Linked DNA regions of Mus musculus: all the other regions are linked to region 2. Evidence: chromatin loops called from intact Hi-C (ENCODE). Cell type or tissue: left cerebral cortex. All regions are shown on one strand.

Region 1 (8,000 bases), 100 kb before region 2:
GAGTTAGCCTTCCCCATCTGTCACTTCCTAGGTTCAGCACCAACAAGCTGTCAGTCAGCATGAGACCATCTAATATATCCTTCTCATTCAAAACATCTTCATTTTCCCTCAACGTTTAAACTTCTCTCCACAGTTTTATATACCAGCCCAAGGTGGGAATTATTATGGGAAGGATACAAAGAAAAATGTTGGCACTGGCTTTGAATTTTAAGAGACGCTTTTAGAATCTCTGGGAGGGAGAACTGAAAAAGAGAAGTTTGTTGGATACTAAAAGCCATTCTCTTTAAGAATAGAAAGGCTACACCGAAGCTAATAGACAAAGAAGAATAAATGAAAAAATACTGGAGTTCAAAAAGGATAAATATTGTTTCATGGGGTTTGCGGGTAGAGATGGGTAGCGTTAAGTCTTAAAGTGAGCCTCTAAGAAAGCCTGTGTCAGGAGGTCTTGAGGATCTAAGACTCTGGGTTTGGGTTGGGACTGAGCACCACAGTGAGCAGCTGAGTATTTCCCCTGATGGCTGCCAGCCGACCCAAGTTCCCATGAGTGGGTAAGGCACACAGTAAGGACCAGCCTCAGCAATGCCCACAATGTAGCCTCAGCAATGTCTACAATCTGGCCTCAACAATGCCAACCATCTAGGCAGGATGTCCAGGTTACAGGAACAGATATGCCAGCATGGTTCTTCATGTTCAAGGATCGGGTACGTTATCTATATTTTTCACTCGGAAGCCTCTGGGAGCTATGTAAAGAGAGAAAGAAGTTATCGATATGAATTAAGAGAAGCATCGTCAACACACCTGAGTTGAAGAGCTGTGAGATTGTGGACTTGCTGACTTGAATTACTTTTGTAAGAGGCTGCTCATCTGATTAAAAGTAAGCTTTAAATATACTTTTTAATCTTAAAATGAGATAGACATTTACTAAGAAGTTGTGGAGAGAGCTCCCATGAACCCCAGGTCTAGTTTCTCGCTTACTATGGATTTGGTGTTATTGACTAATACCCCAACACGCTATTCAGATTTACTCAGTTTAAATCTCAGGAGTTCTTTTGAGACCCATCAAGACCACTACACTGAGCCAAATGTGGTGGCACACAACTGATTTGTTTGTACTTACACATCTAGTAAACGTACTTGGGAGGCCCATGTAAGAGAATGGAGAGTTCAAGGCCAGCTTGGGCCATGGATGGAAAACCTGTCACAGAACAAAACAACACGAGCAAACCACCACACTGCACTGAGTTCTAACACCATCCCATGGTTCTCGCAGCATTCTACAACTATCTGTTTGCCTTTTCTTATTTTTGCTGACCTTGAAAGTCTGGGAGAGTGCTGGTGAGGTAATTTATAGGAAGTGCCTCATTCATAGGATGCTGTTATCTTCATTTGGAGCTTGGAGTTTTGGAGGGGAGGCACAGGGAGGAACACTGCCACTTTTATTATATCTAGAACACAGTGTCAAGGTGACTTACTGATTCTTAAGTTCACCTTGATCAACGGGCTGGGGCAGAGTAATGGTTTCTCTGTTAGAAAGTTCCTTACCAGTTTTGTTCTCTTTGGAAGGTAGTGTGCAGCCTGTACCCTGCGAGAGGGGAGTTCTGCTCTGTCTCACTCGGGACAATCTCTACCTAAGTTACTTGTACTTCTGCCTTTGTCACTTCTACCCCATTTGCTTATTCCTTTACATCAGTATGGACTCAAAAATATTTATTTATTTTTTTTGCTTGTAATCAAACAGTGCTATGTTGTCTTTCTGAAATTGTTCTGGCTTGGGCCATGAAGAGCTCTTTCGACTGTTTCCTTTGTGTCCTGGGTAATCTTTTTCTGTGCTGCTTCCCCCCCCCCCCCTTGGGAAGTCATTTCCTTACCTTCTGGCACAACAGGGTGCTCATGTTAAATACTTCCTGCCCCACTACCAGAATCACCCATTTTCCCAAAGAGCCTGAATTCCTTTAATTGGAGGAAAGTATTAAAAACAAGATCTGAGAACCATAGAAACGCTCCATCTGTGGTAAAATACTTACTCTGCAAGCATGGGAACCTGAATTCAGTTCCTCGGTATTCCAGCTTTTTACTGCAGCTTGGGCACTAGGGAGGCAGAGATGGGAGGATCTTTATGTATTGCTAGTCAACTGTCTAACTAACCAAGGAACTCCAGATTCAGTGAGAGACTCTGCTCCAAAAAAACTAAGGTGAGAAGTGGATGACTGAGTTAGACACTGGGTACCTACCTCTTGTATTCATATAAACACAGACCCAAAACACAAATGTCGATAGTGCGTGCAGGCACACATGAGAGGCAGAGAGACAGTCATCAAAACGCTAGGTGTTTCCAGGGCCAATTAATTGACAGAGCAAGAAAATACAGGCATATGTACTATCATGCGGTCCAAAATATAAGCACACAGCTGTAGATCTTTACACACACCTATTGCAAGGTGAACACAAATTCCTATGGGTGTCTTCAAACTTCATCCTGACCGAAACCAAGCCTTCTAGCCCTTTTCCCTTGCTTGTCTGAGACTGCCAAGGGGAAAAGATCTGGTGGTCACTTAATCATCGTTCTCCCGTTAAACATAGGTGCGGGGTGTAGTTTGATGGAATTTGTTGATCTGTTTTCTCCTGCATGTGATTCTCAATTACCCGGCGCCCATTCCTTCACTGCACTCATCTTGCAGCCGTGACATAAAGCAGAATTTGATATTCCACACATCTGATTTAACGTACATTTTCTTTAAAAGTCCCTTTCCTCTGGTCTCCCCTGCCTCCATCATCTTCCCACTACATCTGGGTAGCCTGAGGACCCAGCACACTTGGGAGATGGGGATTCCCCGCAAGCACCCCCTCTCTCGCGCCTGCTTTTTACATACAAGGAGACGGTAGACTAGAGCAGATAATCTGTTTTCACTGCCTCTCTGCTCATTCAACAATTATCCCGCCCCTTCTACATGCCAGTGACAGCGCTGTGCCTGCGAAGGCCACACCAGCTCCATATCCTGGTCGCTCGGCCCCGCGGGTGACATAAATAATAATGAAAACGCTCCAGCGCTAGGACCGCTTGCAGTGCAGGCGCGAGAGTCCTGGCAGGGGGCGCAGTGCCCGTCCTGGAAGGCCAGTGTGGCTCGGTCACACTTGTTCCTGCTCCTCCCAGGTTTGGAGCAGCCCTGGAGGAGGAGACCTGGCCCGCTCCACGTTCTCTCTCAGCCACTCCATTTCGCCCTCCGGGCTCCCAGGCGCGGCTCCGCCCCTCCAGGACCCGCCCACAAAAGGCCCCGCCCACCAGCCGAGCCCACGCTCCGGCCGCTAACGAAGCTCTCCGGAAATTCCCGAAGCCCCTCTTTTTCCTTCCTCTCCTTTCCCTGCTCTCCCTTTCCTTTCACCCGGGCTCCCTCGGCCGTGATTTCTCCCTCCCCCTCCTTCCTTCCCCGTCGGAAAGCAAGATGGAGGCTCGCTGCTGCCGCCGGCGTTCGTGATCGCGGAGCTTCGCAGCCCCGGCCCCCGCCCTCGCGTGTCCGCGCCGCTGCCCGTGCCCCGGCCGGCCACGCCGAGGCCGTGGCTCCGCGCGCCCGCTCCGCGCCAGGCTCGCGGCTCCCGGGCGGTGTCCTCGTCTATGTGGGCGCGCTCCTCGGGCCGAGCCGCCGCCGCCCGCCGCCCCGGGGCTGTGCGTCCGCGCGCCGGGCGCGGGCAGCTGGGTGCTCGGCGCCGCCAGGCCAGGCGCAGGCGGCTGGGTGCGCGGAGCTAGGGGCGCGGGGCCCGAGGCGGGCTCGTCCGCCGCCGAAGCCATGAGCGGCAGCAGCGGCGGTGCCACCGCCCCGGCCGCGTCCTCCGGCCCCGCGGCAGCGGCCAGCGCGGCGGGCTCCGGCTGCGGGGGCGGCGCCGGCGAGGGCGCCGAGGAGGCCGCCAAGGACCTAGCCGACATCGCGGCCTTCTTCCGATCCGGTGAGTACCGCGGTTGCCCCGCGCGCTCGGCCGGCCCGGCGCGCCCGGATCTCCGGCCCGGTATAGCCCTGCGCGCTCTCGTCCCTGTCGCCGCATCGGGGCTCTGCGATCCACGCCGGCGTGTCAGGTTACCCACGCCGCCCTTGTGCTGCGGCTCGTCCCGGGCGCCTTCACTCGCTTTCCCGGCGCTCGCCCCTCGTGCCAGGCTAGACACCCCTCGGCCTCCCGTTTCAGCGGCCACGGCCCCGCGGGTAGGGGCGCCGGCTCTTTGTCTCTTGCTGGAGGGCCGAGGAGGCGGCGGCGGGGACGGCGTGGGCGGAGGCCGGTGTCCCGGAGGACGAGCTCACCGGGACCGGGGACAGCAGCTCTGCCCTGTAATAGCTTTTGGGCCGCTGGTAGCTGGACCACCAACCCCATTATCAGCGAGTGTCCCGACTCGGGGCTCTAGCCTGTCATCCAGCCTTGGTGTACGGTTCTGTGAAACGGGGCAGCCATCGCACCTCAGCCCAGGAACCGAGGACGGTGGCCGAGCTGAGGCGGCGGTCGGGTCGAGCCATTGTTTCTGGGGGAGGCCCGGGAAGGACATCTGGGACCGTGGTGGCCCTTGGGAGAGGCGTGGGACCAGGGCTGGCGGGCACTGCGTGGGTGGCGTGGACCTGGAGGCAGTGAGGGGCAGTTTAGGGTCCGCTCTGGCGAGCCGGAGGTGGCCGAGGAGGAGGCTAGCCCGGAGCCCGGCGGGCGGGAGGGGCGCTGGTGTGCTGCGCAGGGGGCGTGACGGGGCGTCCCGGGGACCCCGGTAACGGCGCCTCCTCCAAGCCCGGCCCGGCCCAGATCCCGCGCGAGCCCGGCTCGCGTCCGCGCGTCCCTGCGTGCAGTCCGGTTTGCTTGCGCGTCCGGGAGGCGGCGGAGGGCAGCGGCGGCCGGGGGCCTGCAGTTCGGAGAGCAGTCCCTGGCCGGCCAGGCTTGGGAGTGAGGATGCAGACTCCGCGCTGGAGAGCCAGAGAGGGCGGCCCAGGTCAGGATCCGGACGGACGGGCGGGCCAGGGAGGGCGCGGGGAGGCTGTTTGCCCGCCTCCGGGAGGACGGAGAGCCTCGGGGTCTGGTGAGCGGCCTGCACCGGGGTGAGCGCGGGAGGCTGACAGCTCAGGGTCTCAGTGGCCTCTTTCAAAGTCAGGTCCCAAACTGGAAGAGATCAGGGCCGCAGTCCAGGTCATTAGGAGCTAGCAATTGAAGCGACCAGCCTTGGGCGAGGCAGATAACTTCTGGGCCGTTAGACACCTGGTTTAGTTCTGTCTTCTTGATCTTTGTCTGGCAGGGTTATTTTTGATTCGTCTTAACCGATTGGTTATGAAGAGAAGTGACACGTTCCGTCTCGACTGTGTCAACTTGGGTTTAGTGTGCTCTTTCCAGCTCTCCCTCTCCGGTGAGGGCCTTGTAGAAAGCTGAGGTTTAGAAAGACATGAACTCCTTCAAATGAAAGCTTTAACGGTTTTTAACAATGTATTATTTATTTTTTAGTGTGTGACTGGCTGGAGGCATGGCCCAAAGCCACCATTCTTTCTTTTTTTCCATCACCTGTCACAGACTAAATGGTTTTGTGCAGAATTCATCTTCCCAATGTTCTTGCGTCCTAGAGGTGGATTTTTTTTTTCCCCTTATGGCTTAATGCACAGTTCAGGAATGACTTGTTTCCAAGATTCTCCAAAGACATGCTGGTCTTGATTGCCTCTCTTCACTCTGGGCTCTGCTCTTACTGTTCGTAGTCCTGGGTAGCTCGTTCGTTTTAGAGTTCCTGATCAGGTAAAGCCGCTTACTGCCTTGTTTCCTTTATTCCACCTCCAAAGTGACTTGAAGGAGCCAGCGCAGATTTTCAGTTGGTTTCAGAGTTGTCCCATCCCCCTTTAGAATTTCATTTCACCCTCCACTCTGAATCCTTGCCCCAGATCTCAGTGGTTGGCATGTAGGCTGGTGTGTCTAGCAGAGGATACCTAGGGGCTGGTCAGTTTGAAGCATAGACATCATGGTTTTAAGGGTGGCCTTGGTTGGAGACCTCCTGGAAAGAGATCAGTTCAGGTAGGAGCCCTCCTGGAAAGATTTGATTGACTGTGAATAAGGAGGAGTTGTCAGATCCATCTCTTCTGTCTTCAGGATGTGCAGACAGGGAAAATCCGTCCCTGTTGACTGGGAGGCAAGGCACCTTCTCCAAGGTCCCTGAGCCTGGTCCTCAGGGCACGTTCTATTGCTTACCTTTTCCTTCTCAGTCCTGTAGCTGTAGTTATTTGGTCCCCTCTTCTGTTTATCCCTTTCTTGCTTCTTTATTAAGCTTTATTTTTGTAGCCATAGACTGAAAACTGGTACCCATGGTTGGATGGAAGGGACAAGCTATCAGCTCAAACAGAACTTTTTAACAGAGAAGCTCAAAAATAGAATGAGCTACTGTGTCACTTCCCCCACCCCATCGGTGGAGGTGTGTGTTCAGCAGAGAGGCTGCCACCTGCCTGCATTCAGGTGGGTGGGTGCTGGGGACTGGATGTCTACCCCGAGCATGGAGGAGATTGCCCTTGGGGAGTGCTTCTTTCTGTAGGTTTAGTTCCTTCAGAACTGTGGGTACCCACACATTGTTTTTTCAGCTCTCTTGAAGTCCCAGGGCATAGTTTCCTTTTCATCCAACCATGGGTACCAGTTTTAGTCTATGGCTCCGAGAGAGAGAGAGAGAGAGAGAGAGAGAGAGAGAGAGAGAGAGAGAGAGAGAGGCACAAGCTTAGTAAAGAAGCAAGAAAGGAATAAACAGAAAAGGGGACTAAGTCACCCAACACCTGTCCCACTAAGGCTCTCCCCTCTTCTGCTGCTGTGGCCTTCTCTGCTAAACACTCTACTAAAGGAAGTTCCTTGTTCATTTTGGCAATCCTGACCAACTATACTTAGGCTTGGTCTACAGTGGCAAGCTGACTGGTGCTGAAGTGGGTTGAGTAGGCAGCCATCAGGGTTTTTGGTTTTGTTGTTGTTTGTCAGTGGAATTTGAACTTCACCTTTCTTTGTTCAGAATGGGACACTGAAAAAAAAAAGATGAGGAAAATTTCAAAACTAAACCAAAACAAAGAGCTGTCACAGACTGGAGCTGGACCAGCTTTTTTTTTTTTTTTTTTTTTCAGATAGGGAGTCAGACTTACAGGGAGCTCCTGTGACTTTCTCCCAGAGTGCAGCTGGGTAGGGATGGGATCAGGGCTGAGAAGTCTGATAGGACACCGGTGCTCCTTCCTGGATGCCTCTCATGGCCAGGATGTTGCTTACATTAGTTCTCACCGCCCCTGGGACCAATCACTTTTATTGCCAATCTATTTTGGGTCCCTGTCCTTGTGGCAGTAAATCATTCTTTCAGAGCTCCGTATTTAACCTTGCAAGACTGTGTGCACAGGCTGGGGAGGGGGGGGGCACTTACATAAATGCATTATTTTTAACCTGCCTGGCATGCTTTGGTTGGCGTTAAATGAATGCGTGTGGAGAACAAAGGTTTGTGGTTCTTCTGAGGCCACCACGCTGGGGTTTCTTTCTTAGTAAGTCTCATTCTGGGTGCCTCTGCAGCTCCTCGCTTACCGAGGGAGGACGACGCTTACCGAGGGAGGACAACGTGAGTGTGTCACCTTGGGAGGGAGCAGCATGCAAGCTTTTTTTATGCGTTGATGCGATGGTTTTCATATGGAGGATGAGGAAGCTTTTCTTGATATTTATTCTCTTAGTACCGAGGAAGTGGCGGGCGTCAGATTCGAGTTCTGAGGCTTGGAAGCTGTGGTCATTCACGTACTAAACAGAGATTGTGTTCTCAAGAAGGTCCCTGGTACCCTGAGTGTTTTGAGGAGGAAAGCTTGGGGGCAGGGGAGTGGGGATGCTCTGTGCTAGTGTGTGTTGGTCGCTCCTTTTTAGGTGTCACGGCTAGCTAAGCTGTTTCAGAGGAAAGTAAGGAGTCTTCCATCAAGACATTGCAAACTCACTCACTGAGGTGGGATGTTACTTGATTTCCCCCCCCCCCCCCATGCTCTTTTAACTCTCTGAACTTTTCGCCA
Region 2 (8,000 bases):
ATCACTTAGTCAGAGAAATGCAATTTCTCTGTTTGCTTCTTTGTTGGTCTGGGATCAGAAGATTAAGGGTGCCCTTGGCCATATTTCCTTTTTATTTTATGAAACTAGAAGAAGCTGGAACCCCTTTTATAATAATAACCACTATATAATAATAGCCGTTATACAATATAATGCCTTTGGACAACTGGCCTATTATATATTATGAATTAACTTCCAATGTACCATTAATGCATAGTTAAAACATCAACAAAGTCTACTGATTTCTTCGTTCGTTTAAGGCATTTGTAATACTCTTAACAAGCCTTTCATCCTTTGGCAGTTCAGCTTGTCCTGTATACTTTGTGGGTAAGAAATGAAAAGCCAGAGCTATATGTTGACGTTTCCTTGAGTCAGTAAAGCTTGTGCTCTTCTTAACTGTGTGCTGTTATAGGCTGTCACTAATAAGACAGGATGAGTTAGCCAATCAGGTGGTTATTACTAAACATTAGAATCCGCTTTGTCGTTATTTCCATGTGGTGGTTTGTGGACACATCTACATTCCCGGTGCATGTGATTCATCCTCGTGTCCAATCTGGGGTCATATAATTTTGTAAAAAATGACATAAGCATCAGTTGATTGTGCTTGCATTTTTTTATATCTTAGTAAGCATTCTGGTGAAAATGTAACCTTTGTTCTCTAACATTCTTCCATAATTAAATGCATTCACAGAAGATTCCGATCCATTAAAACACTTCCTTCCTGTGACACTGGCGTGAGCTTTACACGGCCACCCCACCCCCACCACACACACCTCGCTAGCACTGCCTCCCTGCAGTGGAGCAGCATCCTGCAGGCTCTGCGCTGGAGCGGCTTGCTCAGACAGGGTGACGTCACCCTCTCTGCCGGCAGTGCGAGGGCGGGGCCACCGCACAGATGTGGAGTTTTATCTCCTGCCCTTTGTGTTCCGGAGCTCTGCCAATTACCTAATGAGTAAAATTCGGTAATTACCACCAAGGCTCGTCAGTAAGAGCAGCTACCAGCTTACTATTTAACATTTTTGCTGTGGTTGCTTTAGAACGCTGCCTTAGTTATTAGTCTTACTTGTAGCATAACCTGTGCTTCCGTCAGCCATGCTTCAGTCTTTCCCACAGGCGATTTTTCGGTTTAATAAATGTAAGGTGGGGGTAGCTGACAGGCTCTGAGACCTACGAGGTGGCTGGGAAGCAGTCTGTGGGTGACTGACAGACAATTCAGAACAAGGCACACGGGCAACTTTATCAGGAGCTCTATCTGTGGAGGAATAATAGGGCTCTTAAATACCATGTTTTCCTAAAAGAAAAAAAAATTAAGTCAGCGAATGATTATGTGAAATTCAAAATGATTAAAATCTGCTAGAGGTCCTGAGTGGATTACCAAAAGAAGCTGTTTTAGTTTTAAACTTACTCTTTTTAACACACACACACACACACACACACACACACACACACACACACACATATATATGTATGTATATGTATATATGTATATATTGTATATGAGTACACTGTAACTGTCTTCAGACACACCAGAAGAGGGCATCGGATCCCATTACAGATGGTTGTTGTGGTTGCTGGGAATTGAACTCAGGACCTGGAAGAACAGTCAGTGCTCTTAACCACTGAGCCATCTTCCCAGCACCAAAAATCTTACCCTTACCTCAGATAATTAGCTTCATCTTAGGTCTTTGTGCACATGTACACGGAAAGTGCTATTGGGTCAACGAGCTGAGTGATGAGTGAGCGCTCACACAACCTGGAGATGTCCCGTGGTGCGGCTCCTCCTGGGAGCAACCAAGATGGAGGGCTGCTGCTCCTTTATTGTTGGTTGATGTTAAAAATGGAAGGCCACCGTGGTGGTCAGTGAGCTCTGTGGCTTGCTGGGAACGGTTCTGTTGGAGTGGCACCGCAGCCCTGACACAGAGTCTGATGACCAAAAGGGCACAGTTGATCTGACCACTGCGCTGTTGGGTTGTTGACATTCCAGCTCCCCCCACCCCCATTCACCCAAAAGATTTCCCATTGTCAGAGACAACTGTGGGATCTCTCCTCCTGGAGCAAAGAGGGTAATTTTCCCTCTTACAGCTGTAATCATGGTGTGACTGAAGGCTAAATACCCAGAGCTGATCTTTTACAGACTGAAATAGAAAGTCCTGGAGGACACTGGGCGAGCGGCGGCGGGGGTGGGGGTGGGGGACGACGGACAGGGACGCAGACTCTGGTAGTTTGTTCCTTTTCACCCGGTACTCAGAGGTTTGGATACTCGCACCTACTTCCGTCTAAAGCGAGTTCCCCGAGTGAGAGGAAGATGGAGGCTATCCATTTGCTGCATGGTTGGCAGCTTCTGAAACAGGAGACATTCGGTGGCGTGGTCTTAGTATTTATCCCAGGCTTACTGCTCCTGGCCAGATAGCATTGTAAACATGTAACACGATCCACTCTGTTGTTTAACATCAGGGTTGAGCTGTCTTAGATGAAACTATTAAGATATTTAATTTACGTATGCACATTTAGAGAAGGGGAAGGAGGGAAGGGGAGAGTGGACTTGAAGCCAGAACTTCCCAGAGCTCTCTTTACACAGTCATCCCTCTGCTAACCAAGGCCTAACTGCAAATGCCCTCTCATGAGCATCCTCAGCACACACATTGTAGGCCTGACCCAGAAAGTAGTGCTTGTCAATCACTCCTTCCCTGGGACCCATCGTGCCCCACAGTAGTGGTTCATGAAAGCCTACACCAGCTTCCTTACCTTTCTGCTCACATTATTGTAGGTTTTATGTAACTTAAACGTTCAGAAAATGGGCACAGCTAAATGCCCCTGATCTTGGTGGTTGCCTTCCTTGCCTGCTGCCCACCTTTTGCCCACCCTCTTCTAACCTCACCAACTTCTCTGTGCGGTCCTTGTCCATCCGCAGACCCTCTTGGTCATAGAAGTAAAAGTGTGGCTACTCCTTGGTCTCTGGGACAGAGATATGGTGAAGAATCTCAGAGGGATCTCTTCTAACTGAGTTTGTAGTGGGTGACCTCCTGTAATCCCAGCAAGAAGAAATGCCTCCAGGAGAAGACCATTGAACCCAGAACCTAAAGCCTTTTAATTCACGAGCCAAGGAAGTCTTAGGTATCTGGCCTTTCTGTACTGTAGTCCAGAACCCATGGAGTATAGCAAAAAGCTGTTTATTTTTAATTTCTAAGAAAAATTATTTTTAAACAGCTGCACACTCTGACTTCATAAGTATTCTCTAGGGCATAGACAAGAACCTGGGTGAACATTGGCTTGTTGGACGTGTCTGTTCGCGACCCTGAACAGTAGAAAAGGATTTCTCTTGTCAGACATCTTTAGGTTTGACCTATAGCTGCAGGTCACTCCATTCTCACTGGGATCCCCCAGCTTATGAGCCTTCTCATCATCTGCATTGGCTACAGGCTGTCACCAGCCTGACGCCACTGCCTTAGCTGTACCGCCATCTTTACCACGAGCGGTACTGAATTAAAGTGGTACTGAGTTACCTCGATGGATGGGGAGCTGCTGAGATTAGCTTGAATTTATTCAAGAGCTCTGGAGGCACTGGGGTGAAATTGTAGCCCTCTGGCTCGGGTATCTGCCATCTAGAAACCAGAACTGCTTCTCAGTCTGGTGGGTTGCCAGCACACAGCCATGGCGGTTCACACAGAAAAGTTGGTGCACTAGAAAGTGAAGTGGCCTGGTGACCTGAAGACCTGAGCTCTGGCTCAAGTCTGTTATTCCCTGGCTGGGTCATGCCAGAAGTCCTCTCAGGGCTTTGGTCCTTGCTGCCTGCCTCTGCCTCAGGAATGCTGGGATTAAAGGTGGCTATTGCCACCTGCCTGGCTCAGATGCTTGATTTTTTTTTTTTTTTTTTTTTTTTAGAAGGGCCACAGGGAACTTGTGTTTCATGTATGAGGCTTGGGAAAAGCTGGAAGCTTGGGCCACTGACTCTGATACTTAGTCTGAGGACTCTTTCTCCCAGATTTCTCCTCTCGGTTTCACATACCACAGTGCAGTCCTGAGCATGTAATCTAGTTTGGCCTTACACTGGGCTCTGTCCTCTCCACCAGCCAGAATAAAGTTAGAGCAGTGAATTCAACATCATGCGCTTCTCCAAGTGCACATCCCCGGATTTGATTGAATTCGGGTGCCTTGACCTAAGGGCCCTCCTGTGTTAGCTTCCTCGTTGCTGGGATTACAGTTGTGTGACAGCGTGCCCGCCTGGTGAGAGACTGTCTATCAGAATATGAGAACTGGGCCAGTGAGCACACTAGAACTCCACTTATTTAATACTCTTTACTTAGACCACATCTTTTACCAGTTGTGAACATGAAAAATAATGTTTCAGATCTTTTCCTTGTACTATTTGACAAAAATGGAAGGAAAAAAAAAAAAAAACCAGGCCTGGGGGAGCTGTCTTGTGTTTCTCTGAGAGTATGTTAGTGATGGCAGATGCAGCTCTGGTTGTAATGGGCATTCAGCCCTAGAATGGTGACCTCCCTTAGAGTATCCTAAGGCATGAGCACGAGGGAGAAAATCTTTCTCCCACGTTCCTAGGTGGGTGCTCTCCTGGTGGGCGGGCTGGGCATATTTAGGCCGCAGCTCACTCTACTTACGCATTGGCTTGTCCTAAGTTGTAGGCAGTATTCTGGCCTCTCGTAAAATTGAAAATTGTTCCCTGGCTTTCTAAGATTTTCTGTTCTTCAGTCCATGGCCTTGGCCACCTCGGAAATTGGAGTGGCAACAGGCTAGCTTAGTCATTGATGCTCTTCTTCGGGGTATAACCCAAAAAGCTTAGAAGGAGCGAGCCAGGAGGGAGCACTGGCCAGTGTGGGCTGTGCATAAGCCCCTCTGTGTGCCAGGCAAGTACTGCTATTAACCAGGCTGAGGAGACTAAGAGTAGGCATCGAGCTCCCTCTAGAGGCTTTGCTGGGCTACAACAAGCAGACTTTTCCAAAAAAAAAAAAAAAAAAAAAAAAAAAAAGCTGCCAATGCCAATGCTGCAGCCTTCTCTGGCAGTTACCTAAATTCCACAAGGTTAAAAGGAAGATTTGGCAAATGATTGGAACTGATTACATATTGTGTCTTCCGGGGACAAGCTACTATGGCTAGCATGGCTTAGAGTCTTCAGGGGCACTGTCTCTGGGCATGTGTAATGACCATTATTCAGCACTAAAATAGAAGAAAATGCTGGGGACAGTCTCGTGTGTTCACACAGGGACAGACAGGTTCCCTAATTGATTCATTGGCTATGATGACAGTTGACGTTTGGCACTGGGTAACATGGGCCTTACCTGTCAGTCAGGCAGCCTGGTGACGCTTTTCTCTCTGTCTTTCAGGGTTTCGGAAAAATGATGAAATGAAAGCTATGGATGTTTTGCCAATTCTGAAGGAAAAAGTCGCCTATCTTTCAGGTAAAGTCTGACTTTCTAACCTGCTCTACTTGACAGCGGAGTTTGATTATAAAGTCCCTCGCCTATGAAAGCATCGACATTTGATGGACCTTTAAAATCCTTTATTCGTGAAAAATTAATGCCCAAGGCATTTTTAAGGCAGCGTGAACATCCTAAGCCAGCTAGTGTTGCTGATCAAACTACATGTCTGTCACTCTGTAAACATTTGGCTGCGTTGCCGGAGCCGTTAAGTGGAACAGCTGCTTGTTAAACACCTCAGTGTCAGCAGTTGGGAGTGTGACCACAAATACACACTCAGGGGTTTTCAACCTCTATGCCTTGTCTCCCATGGCTCTTCATTCCCTCATCTTTGAGGAAAGGTTCCCGTCCTTCAGCAGGTCCTCTCCTTCTGTGCTGCCATTCCTGGGGTTCTTAGCAGCCACCTCTTCAGGTGTCTGTAAAGTCTTTGCAGTCTACTAACGGATGCTTCCTCTTAAGATGATACCTGCCTTTCATTGCTAGCCCTCCCTCCACAGAGTGGAGATTGACAGCCCAGCCCCCTGCCTGTGGGACATCTGGCCTCTCTCTGCTGCACAGCGAAGGCTGTGCTCAAACCTTTTAGCTTTCTCCCTGGGATGGATGTGAGTGAGACTGCCCTGACCCTGGGCAGTCCTGCAGGATGCTGCTGTTCCCTGGGTACCCACCCCTTGCGCTATCTATCTGAAATAAGCATGCTGTGCTGGCCCGAGGCAGGCTCCCGTGGCCTCTCAGGTTTAATTACAGCATGGTGGCCATGCTTCTGGGTGTCCTGAGGGCATGTGGTTCTGTGTGTATTTAAGATGAGGCGTCCATGGCGTCTTTGCTTGCCCTGTCTTTGCTCACTCGTTTATACTGTCTGTTGATTTTGGAGAAGTGAATCTAATTAGTAATGAATCTGCATGGCTAGAAAAGAGTATAAAATAGAAAAAGGGGCTTGAGTTGTTGGTAATACTTGGATGGATGGACAGACTGACTCACAGATTACAATCCACGGAGTTTTGAAAGTAATGTTTATTTACTCTTTTTCAACTCGTCCCTAACAGTTTGTGGAAGGGCTTGTGCCATGTGCCAGCTTTTGAACTACTGGTTTTGTACTTAAAATCAGAGTAACGGAAAGATTCTCCTTCCTAACCTAAGAGGACTCACTCGAAGTTCCGCACGTGACCTGGAATGCTGAGTCTGTGTCTGAGACGGACGCCCGCTGCCCCTCTGCTCCTGGGCACCCAGACCTCTGTTGTTCTGCTGCTCTTCCTGGAAGTGCCGGAGATGGGCATCAGACAGATGGACGGCCATGACTGCTGGGTTCTGTTTGCCTTCATCCCGTTATTAGGCAATTAATTCAGGGTTTATGATCATGGCATTTCTATTTAACTTACTGTAAAACCTAAACCTTCTTGCTTTCTAACTAATCAATCAAAAAGAAAGAATGCATTGATCTCATCAATCTTGAGTGAGAGTTTAGTTCTGCGGTGCTGGCTGGGGAGAGATGATCTCCAGTGAGCACAGGTGAGGACAGAGCAGTTTAGATGATCAAGGCCAGCAGGGCGATAACCAGCAGGCGACAGCTAGGAGTACTGCCACACTCTTAGTATTTCCCAGCTTCTGACCAGAAACAGCTCATGACAATTTAGGCTATTGTTATCTTGTATATGAAAGGGAGAGTGGGAAATTGTAAAAATAAATTGATTACGTATACTGTATTTTTAGGAAAAGTTCCAAAGAAAGATATTCCCAGAAATAATGTTTACTTCTAACTCTCTCTCTCTCTGTCTCTCTCTCTCTCTGTTTCTGTCTCTGTCGCTCTCTCCATTCCAGTACTTCTAAAAGTAGATTTTAGTGGAGCTCCGAATGTGCTGCCTATGCCATGGTGTGGTTCTAGAGCACTTTCATTCTTTCTCAAGGGATTCAACTTTCTCTCCTCTGTCCTGGAACTTACTCATCCACGTTGTTCTGTACTTCCCTTTGTAACGTATCAGGAAATATCATGGCACCTTTGCAAAACCTCTGCATATAGGGTAGGCCTTGGAACTCAGTAGTCAGGATAGTTCACTTCCCAAGTGCCAACCAAATAACAGCAAGAATCGAAGTCTCTTCATCACAGTGACTTGCGGAGTCTCAGGCCCGGCCCTGTGATGGTTGGTACCGATTTAAGGTTGGAGTAACTAAAAGATTTTATATCTGAATCTGAGAGGCACCATGAGGAAATTCCTTGGGTCCATCCGTAGAACACCAAGCCTCCGTCTGAGAAGGACGCCCGCTGCCCATCAGCTCCTGGGCACCCAGACCTCTGCTGTACTGCTCAACTCTTCCTGGAAGTGCAGGATGTGGGCACGTCCAGACAGACTGGGAGATTGAGGATAAACAGGGCTACATAGTGAAACCCTCTCCAAATAAAAGATTTCCCATAGGAATGGAGGAGCCTTTATTACTTAAACCTAGTGAGAGCTAGAAGGACTTTAATAGAGTGAGCCAAATTTGATGAGTGATTCTGAGATACTGAGATATGCTTATTTGGTTGACATCTCTAAAAGCCAGGTAGGATTTCTGGAA
Region 3 (8,000 bases), 190 kb before region 2:
CAACTTAGGACGTCCCATTAGCCCCATAAATTATACGTCTTTCACATATCTGTGATGGAAGGATGTGTGCCTTGACAAAAGGCACTGAAGAAATGAATGTGGACTTTTAATCCCACATTTTGAGAAGGGATGACGTCACCATGTTAGGAAGGCATGGCACGGGAAGCCTGAGGCCACTGGACATGCTGTATCTACAGCCAGCAAGGACAGACAGACAACTGATAATGCTCAGATCCCTCTTTTTCCATTTTTCATTCAATCTGGCACCCCAGCCCCTAAGGTGGTGCTGCTGTCCACGTGCAAGCCAAGGATCGCTTTGGCATTTGAACCCTTCCTGGAAAAACACACGTTCAGGTGTGTTTCTTAGGTGAGTCTAAATTCAGTCAGTCAGCAAAGATGAACAGACACAGCCAAGAAGAGTGCAATAGTGTCCTACTAAGCAGTGAGCAGAGGCTAGAGCCGATGGGGGCTGAAGGTAAACACGGACAGCCGTGGTCTCTAGGATACTTAGAGCCCCCTACACACACCAATGTTAAATCGAAGAAAGATACTGTGCGAAATGGTTTTCTCCTTGCTGCACAAAAAGATCTGATAGAAGCAACCTGTCTTAGTCAGGGTTTCTATTCCTGCACAAACATCATGACCAAGAAGCAAGTTGGGGAGGAAAGGGTTTATTCGGCTTACACTTCCATACTGCTGTTCATCACCAAGGAAGTCAGGACTGGAACTCAAGCAGGTCAGAAAGCAGGAGCCGATGCAGAGGCCATGGAGGGATGTTCTTTACTGGCTTGCCTCCCCTGGCTTGCTCAGCCTGCTCTCTTATAGAACCCAAAACTACCAGCCCAGAGATGGTCCCACCCACAAGGGGGCTTTCCCCCTTGATCACTAATTGAGAAAATGCCTTACAGTTGGATCTCATGGAGGCATTTCCTCAACTGAAGCTCCTTTCTCTGTGATAACTCCAGCTGTGTCAAGTTGACACAAAACTAGCCAGTACACAACCTAAAGTGGGGAAGAAGAATTTATTGAGGTTTCAGAAGTCTTAGTCCACGACTGTGGGGAAGTTCTGGCAGAGTCCGTAGTGGCGGAAATGGAAGTATATAACTATGTGACCTCTTATCACAGCTGTAGACAAGAAGCAAAGAACACAGATCACAACATGAGACCGTGTCACCTTCCAAGCCCCATCCTAAAGGTCCCAAATCTATCAATTGGAACCTATCCTAGAGGTTCCACACCTCCCGGACTGAGCATCTGGTCAAGAACCGGGTGTTCAGATGCATAAGTCTGCGAGGAGACCTCACATATCAGACGATAGCAGCTGGGTGCTTCTCCTGAAAAGAAAAAAGGGCTCAAGGTGAGCCATGATAAGAAAGGGTTATGGGGGGGGGGGGTCTTGGTGGGAATAGCTCTGAAAAATTATTTCCTTATCATAGTCCTGATCAGGAATGGATTTTTCTAAGATGATGATGATGATGATATATATGTAACAAATTTAAAGTAATTCAAGTCATTGATGCCTTCATAACATTGCACAACCATCATCCACATCCAGAGAGTGTTCATAAGATGCTCCACCAGTAGTCACTTCCCCACCCTCAGCCACCAGAACCCTGTTTTCCATCTCAATGGACTTACCTATCCTGGATACTTCCCTATGGTCTCATGAGTCTGCTGCTTTTATTTAGCATGACTTTCAAGTTCTAGCCTGTATTTAAATGTTATTTCTTCTTGAAGCAAATTTTAAATTCTGTTATATAGATAGACGACATTTGATTTGCACCAATGCAGCAGTTAACCTGTGAGTTGTAACTCCCACAGGGACTCTACATATCAGATATTTATGTTATGATTCATATCAGTAGCAAAATTATAGTTATGAAGTAGCATCAAAAATAACTTTGTGGTTTGAGGGTCATCACAGCATAAGGAACTGTATTAAAGGGTCACAGCATTGAGGAGGTTGAGGACCACTGCATTGGAAGCTATTGCCAAACTCAAATTGAGAGACCATGGTGGTCTGCCTGGGCAGGAGAGTGGGGAGGGACACAGCAGACAGATTTAGGTTTCACACTCGGGGAGTGGTTGGTGTTGAGAGAGGAAGGGTACCAGGTCAGCACCAAGGTTGACTCTACGACTTTGCTGGGGGTTTTGAACGAGAGCAATCGAATCTGCAGTAGCTGCTTGTTAAGAAAAGAAGTTTGTATCCCCATCATAAAAGTCAGTTTATAATGGGGAGTGAGTTGTCTATAAGACTCAAACAGGCACGCTGGGTTCCAGGCTTCAGAAGGAATTCCCTGGAACAAGTGACAAGGAGGTATCAATGTACTGCTGGCTTGTCGTGCCTGTCTTGAAGGACATAGAAGAGACCCATCCTGTTCTTTACCTCCCTTTACTTAGAATCAAAGATTCATGTGAATGCATCCGATTTGCAAGCTCTGCCACGTGTCTTGAGTCCTGGTAACAGTTGAGGACTGGGAGATATGGTTGATTTTGCTCTGTGCTTTGGCCTATATACTAGCAAGGGACACCGTTTTAGAGATAGTATCCCAGAGATTCTGGACTGTTTTAAAAGGTACAGACCTGTTACAAAGGGCTTACAATTCAGCCAAAATAAATGTGAAAAAGAAAGAACACAGTTGAAGGAGTTATATGACCTGGATTTCAACACTCACTAGAAAGCCATAGTCATCAAGAGAACAGAAATGACAGAGGACAGTCAAGGAGAATGGAAGTGAAGGAGTCTAGCAATAGAGCCACAGATGGGATTAATTAGTGCTCCAGTAAAGTAACAGAGAATCCAGCAGAAAGAAGCTAGGCCTTTCGATAGAGGCTGCTGGACCAACTCAGCTTCATAAAGAAAAAAGATCTGTATCCTTACCTCACACTCATGCCACACAAAAAACCTAACCCAAGTGTGTCATGAACTTATAAGAGTTTAAGACTATAAAATTGTGTGTGTGTGTGTGTGAGAGAGAGAGAGAGAGAGAGAGAGAGAGAGATCATTGTGAGCTTACAGTAAACAAAAGCTCTTAGGATACACACACACACAAACAGAACCACTAACCGTCAAAGACATTTTCTCAACTCATGGAAGCTGAAGACTCCTCCTTTGTAACAAACACTATGGAGACCATGAAAAAGCAAGCCACCCAAGAATAGAAATTTCCATACATGCGTTCCCCTCCGTGGGCATGTATTAAGAACGTATAAAATGTTTATAGCTCAATTATAAGAAGGCAAACCACTCAGATTTTAAATGGGCACAAGATTTCCACAAACTTTACTGAAAGGGATATGCAAATGGACAACAGGCACATGAAAAGCTTCGCAACATCATTAGTCATCAGAAAAATGCAAATGAGAAAGGCTCAGCGAGCTAGCAGCGTACACCCACTAGAGTCTAAAATTAAAGAGGCTGGCACTGAAGCGCTGGTGAGGAAGTAGAGCGACTGGGGGTGGGAATTTGCTTTGGAAAACAGTTTGGCAGGTTCTTAAAAAGTTAAACATCCACTTAGCATATGACCCAGGAATTCTGCAGCTACATATCTACTCAAGAAAAGTGAACGCATGTTTATTCAAAAGATCTGAATACGAATGCTTTCAGTAGCTGTCTTGAATGAGGTTGTGTTCATCTCTACACAAAAATACTTCTTGGCAATATAAAAGAAAGAAAGAAAGAAAGAAAGAAAGAAAGAAAGAAAGAAAGAAAGAAAGAAAGAAAGAAAGAAAGCAAGCCTCACACATGTAATAACATCATGCATATCTCAGTAACTCTTGTTTAGTGACCCTAAGCCAAACGTTATACCCTACAGTTTTTCCTAGTGAATCAATAAGTCGTAAGGAATTTTGACATAGTTCTCTTATGTCTGCAGATGCCTCAGTGTTTTCCTCAATCATTTAAAGCACCCAACTGAACATGGTGACTCATCCCTGAAATCTTAGTACCAGCAGTACCTGGGGACACTTGAGTTCAAGGACAGCTCAAGGACCCTCTCTTTATATCTTATCTTCTGGATACACATACATACAGAGGGCAACAGACACACACACACACACACATACACACACACAGATAGGCAGGCAGGCAGACAGAGACAGCTCACTAAATAAATGAAATGAAATATCCTTGGTACACTGAGTTTTTCTGGAGTGTGCCAGAAGGCCATGGCAAAATTTGGAAACCATGAAGCTAAAAATTAATTTCCAGTGATTGAAGGAATAGTGACCACCCTGAGCCATCAAGAAATTTTCTAGATGATGGAATTTGGAATTTTAACTATGGTGCTAGTTACACATGTATGTGAACTTTTCGAAACTCACATAACATGGTATTCCCCAAATAGATACATTTTGTTGTACATAAACTGTACCTCTACAAGGATGACTTCAAATTAAAATTCAAAGGTGTCCATCTTAAGGATAAAAATTTATCTTGTGGACACACTCACGCTCTGCTTTCGAGACCCTGATTCTTGATTGCTTGAAATGGTCTCACCCAGCTGTGTCTGAGGAGCATTAGTGAAAACTCTGGTTTTTAAAAATAGGAAAATTTCAATTTGCCCAGTTTAAAAGAGACAAGCAGGAAATGAATGGCTGTCATTATATGTGGTGCAGCTGCTTTGCAGTAGCATTATCTTACAACATAAAGTCCAGCTAAAGACATGTGATTTAATGTAATAGATGAAACAGTAGCATCTTCAGATGTACACTCAGGGAAAACTAGTCCTTTTCAAGTAAAAAGCATGAAGAAGAACTTCTGAGAAAGATTCCTTTCCTTACATTTTCTCTTAAATTCCAAGTAAATCAGATGTGAGTTCATTTCCTTCTATGTTGCAGCCACTAAACGTTTGGGTTTCTGGTATTCCCCATTAAGGTTTGTGACCCAGAGATCTGCGACAATTTTTTAGCTAGATATTTTACAACCAACAATTTTTAATCTTTTATTGGGTTCTGGAGCTAATGGGGCTCAGGCAGGTGTTAATTCATTACACTCTTCCACCAAAGACTTCTCTGGGATAGGATAAATCTATGCTGCCTTTAATGTCCCCAAAGCACTCACACACACACACACACACACACACACACACACACACACACACACACACACATACACACACACACACACACACATCTCTGCGACATTTTCCCTGTGCCAAGGAACTCTTTCCCGGTCTCATACAAAGTTGAATTCTGAAGTTTAAGCTAATTGACTCTTTTCTTACTTGCACAGTTGACAAGACTGCTTTCATCCTGCATCAAACTCCAGGTCCTCCACACCAGCACCTCTGGATACAGATCCACTTTATTTTCTCAAGTCTCTTGCAACTTTCTTCATGCCCACTGGGCACCACAGGACATTCAGTGATTCCTCCCATTACCATGACTTCAGGAAATCTATAACTAAAGTGAGCTCTTGTCTCTGTCTGCCAGTCAAGGGGTGGGGAATGCATGTTCCTTCACAGCTATTCAGGGCACCCTCTTTCTGTCGCCCTGGTAGTATATGGTTTGTCTAATAAGCTATACAATTATGAAGAATGGGGATTTCTCTGAATCTTTCAATATAGGAGTTTATCACAGGAATCCAGAGGCCAGATAACAAACATGACTACTCAGGACAGACGATTTAGCACTATACTGTGCAGCTGGGGGCCAGCATGCACAGGGATCAGGGGCCACTCCAAGTTAAGAGGTGCTGAAAGTTTAAAATATCTTCCAGATTATGAAAGTTTAACTTCAGCATATAATATAAAATAGATCATCAATAGCTTTTATATTGAAGCTGAATATAGTTTAGAGGTAAGATAACTCCTTTGGCTATGCAAAAGTGTGAGCTCAACACCTTCCATTAAAATAATAACCAGTACGTTAAATTACACTTATCACATAATTCCTATGTGGGCCTTCAAGATGATGGCTCAGCAAGTATAGACCCTTGCATAGACCCTTGCTGCCAAGCCTGGTGACCTCATTGAGTTTGATCCCCAAGTCTCACGTGGTGGAAAATAAACTGACTCCCACAAATTGTTCATGCTGTCATGTTCATTGCCATGATGGCCATGGACTCTAACCCTCTGGAACTGTGTGAGCCCTAATAAACTCTTTCTTCTATAGCTCCCTTGGTTATGTTGTCTTTTCATGGCCATAGTAAAGTAACTAAGACAAGCGCTGCTAGGAAATTAAAATATCCATGAGGAATTTTCTCCGGGATGGAGCTGCCCTAGAACAAGCAAATCCCTTTCTTCTTCTACAACTCACTAACCTCAGGAGTGGATGGTGAAGTTTAGATATTACTCCTCCCAGATTGTATTTGCCTAGTGACTTGCCATAATCATATACACCAAGGAACCCTGGGATAGACTGCTCTCCAGTTGAAAGACCAGGGTCTATTCTCAACAATGCTGCTGTGTAGGCTTAGTTAAAGCACTAACCTCAGGGAGCCTCAGATCTCTCCATTCGTTAAAACAGGCAAAGGATATAGCTACCTGACTATTAAAGCCCCCTTTATGTTCTTTCTAAGAGGTCTGAGCCAATATGTGGGAAATATGTGGGTGATTACAATCTCTTGATTTAGTACAGATTCTTTGTCGCCTTTAAATCAAATTCTGCATGCCCAGCCCCCATTGACATTGTCCATAGACCCAGAGCTCCACTAGTTCATCAGTCTTCCTACAACAGCCAACTCAGAAGCTGTTGGATTAGAACTATTTCTACAGGTGACAGTGCAGGCAGCACAAAACATGTAAGATTAAGAAGAGCTTTGAAACTGAGCGGTCATGGATCCATTGCGAGTTATTAAGCAAAGGAAGAATTATCTCAAAGCAGTAATTATCTTCTCTTTCTCACTCATGTTTTCTTGGAAGCCATGCAAATCTTTTCCATACTGGCTCTACTGTGGTTACGGAGATAGACTTCTGACCAATGAACCCACTCCATAATAATCACAGACGCAAAAAAAAAAAAAAATAATAATAATAATAATAATAATAATAATCACAGACGCTAAGGCAGTGCTAGCGCACGTGGGGTCCACACATTTTGCAGCTGTTTCATGTTTTCAAGGAATAACTGCAATGGCTTGCCTACAGGGGAACAGTGAAAGCCACGTGGGCTAAAGCAGATCCTGTGACTCCTCAGGCCTCCAAGGTTTGCCACAGATCAACCACCTGACCGACTCCTGAGCTTAACAGCATGGAAAACCTGAGGTAGGAGGATGGCTGTGCAATGACCGTCCAGAATCTCAGTCATGAGCAGAGACTGCAGAAGAACCAGGAGGCCCCAGAGGATGCAGGAAATGACATAAGGAAGTGGGACTCCCGGACTCCGGGGGAATAGAATGGACTCAGATAAGCACTGGAGCTGACTGAGGGCAGTAGAAGCCTCCCTGGAAGGTCAGCAGGAGACAAAAACACAGACTCACTTCCTCCCCTTCCTGGGGCCATCCCTGAAGCTTCCTGCCAGGGACCACTTCCTTTCATCAGAGCTACTAAGTAAAAGCCAAGAATAATCTAAAAAAATGTGTATGTTTCGAGTGAATTGTTTCCCCTGTGTCTCATGGAAAGAGTTTCTTTAGCAGGAATCAAGGATCACTGGATCTTCAGTCTTGCTACCTTCTGGCTTTCCCTGATCAATGGTGAGGAGGCGGGAAAGGGCCTACACACATTTGGAAAATGATCGCTCCTGACCTGAAGCCAGATATCAGACTGAATAGTGAGAAGGAACATATGATGGAATGGGATGGCAAACCCCATGCATCAGAAAACAGATAAAAAAGTAAACACCATAAAAGAGGAAACAGAAAGGGAAAGAGAAAGGGAGGCCAGAAGGATGGAGGCTCAGCAGGTGAGGGTAGAAGTAAATAGTTCAGATCACACCTTGTAACTGAAATGAGAGCTCCAGGCATTTGTGTCCTGTGCCCTCATCTTGGAATAAAGTCCCCTGGGAAGGGAGAAGCTATATCAGGTGTCTTGGCAGCAGCATGTACCACGGTCAAAGGCTAT

What was found. Peaks named below come from ENCODE experiments on the same cell type or tissue, not always from the same donor. Only the 100,000 strongest peaks of a DNase experiment are listed, where the experiment ranks them.
Region 1: it touches region 2 in a loop (4-fold over the local background); 23 of 42 quality-filtered maps call a loop at or near these places.
Region 3: a loop joins it to region 2, with 3.0 times the contacts of the local background. A loop is called at or near these places in 2 of 42 quality-filtered maps.

What each region holds. Positions count from the first base shown.
Region 1 is chr15:28,021,279-28,029,278 of GRCm38, reverse strand. Trio (triple functional domain (PTPRF interacting)) reads left to right here and starts at 3,431. Exons shown (of 57, transcript NM_001081302.1): 1 at 3,431-3,939. The coding sequence starts at 3,783. In left cerebral cortex, a CTCF peak has its summit at 3,096; DNase peaks (open chromatin) are centred at 4,324, 4,656, 5,621, 7,492 and 1 more place; H3K4me3 peaks cover 4,013 bases; H3K27ac peaks cover 3,490 bases.
Region 2 is chr15:27,916,649-27,924,648 of GRCm38, reverse strand. Trio (triple functional domain (PTPRF interacting)) reads left to right here. Exons shown (of 57, transcript NM_001081302.1): 2 at 5,358-5,432. Among named protein-coding and RNA genes, the nearest start is that of Gm29975, 74 kb to the left of the region's middle. In left cerebral cortex, CTCF peaks have their summits at 827 and 4,940 (motif pointing left); DNase peaks (open chromatin) are centred at 877 and 4,885; H3K4me3 peaks cover 962 bases; H3K27ac peaks cover 1,096 bases.
Region 3 is chr15:28,105,513-28,113,512 of GRCm38, reverse strand. No RefSeq gene overlaps it. Among named protein-coding and RNA genes, the nearest start is that of Gm31458, 43 kb to the right of the region's middle. In left cerebral cortex, no CTCF peak of the experiment used is centred here; a DNase peak (open chromatin) is centred at 3,386; H3K27ac peaks cover 289 bases.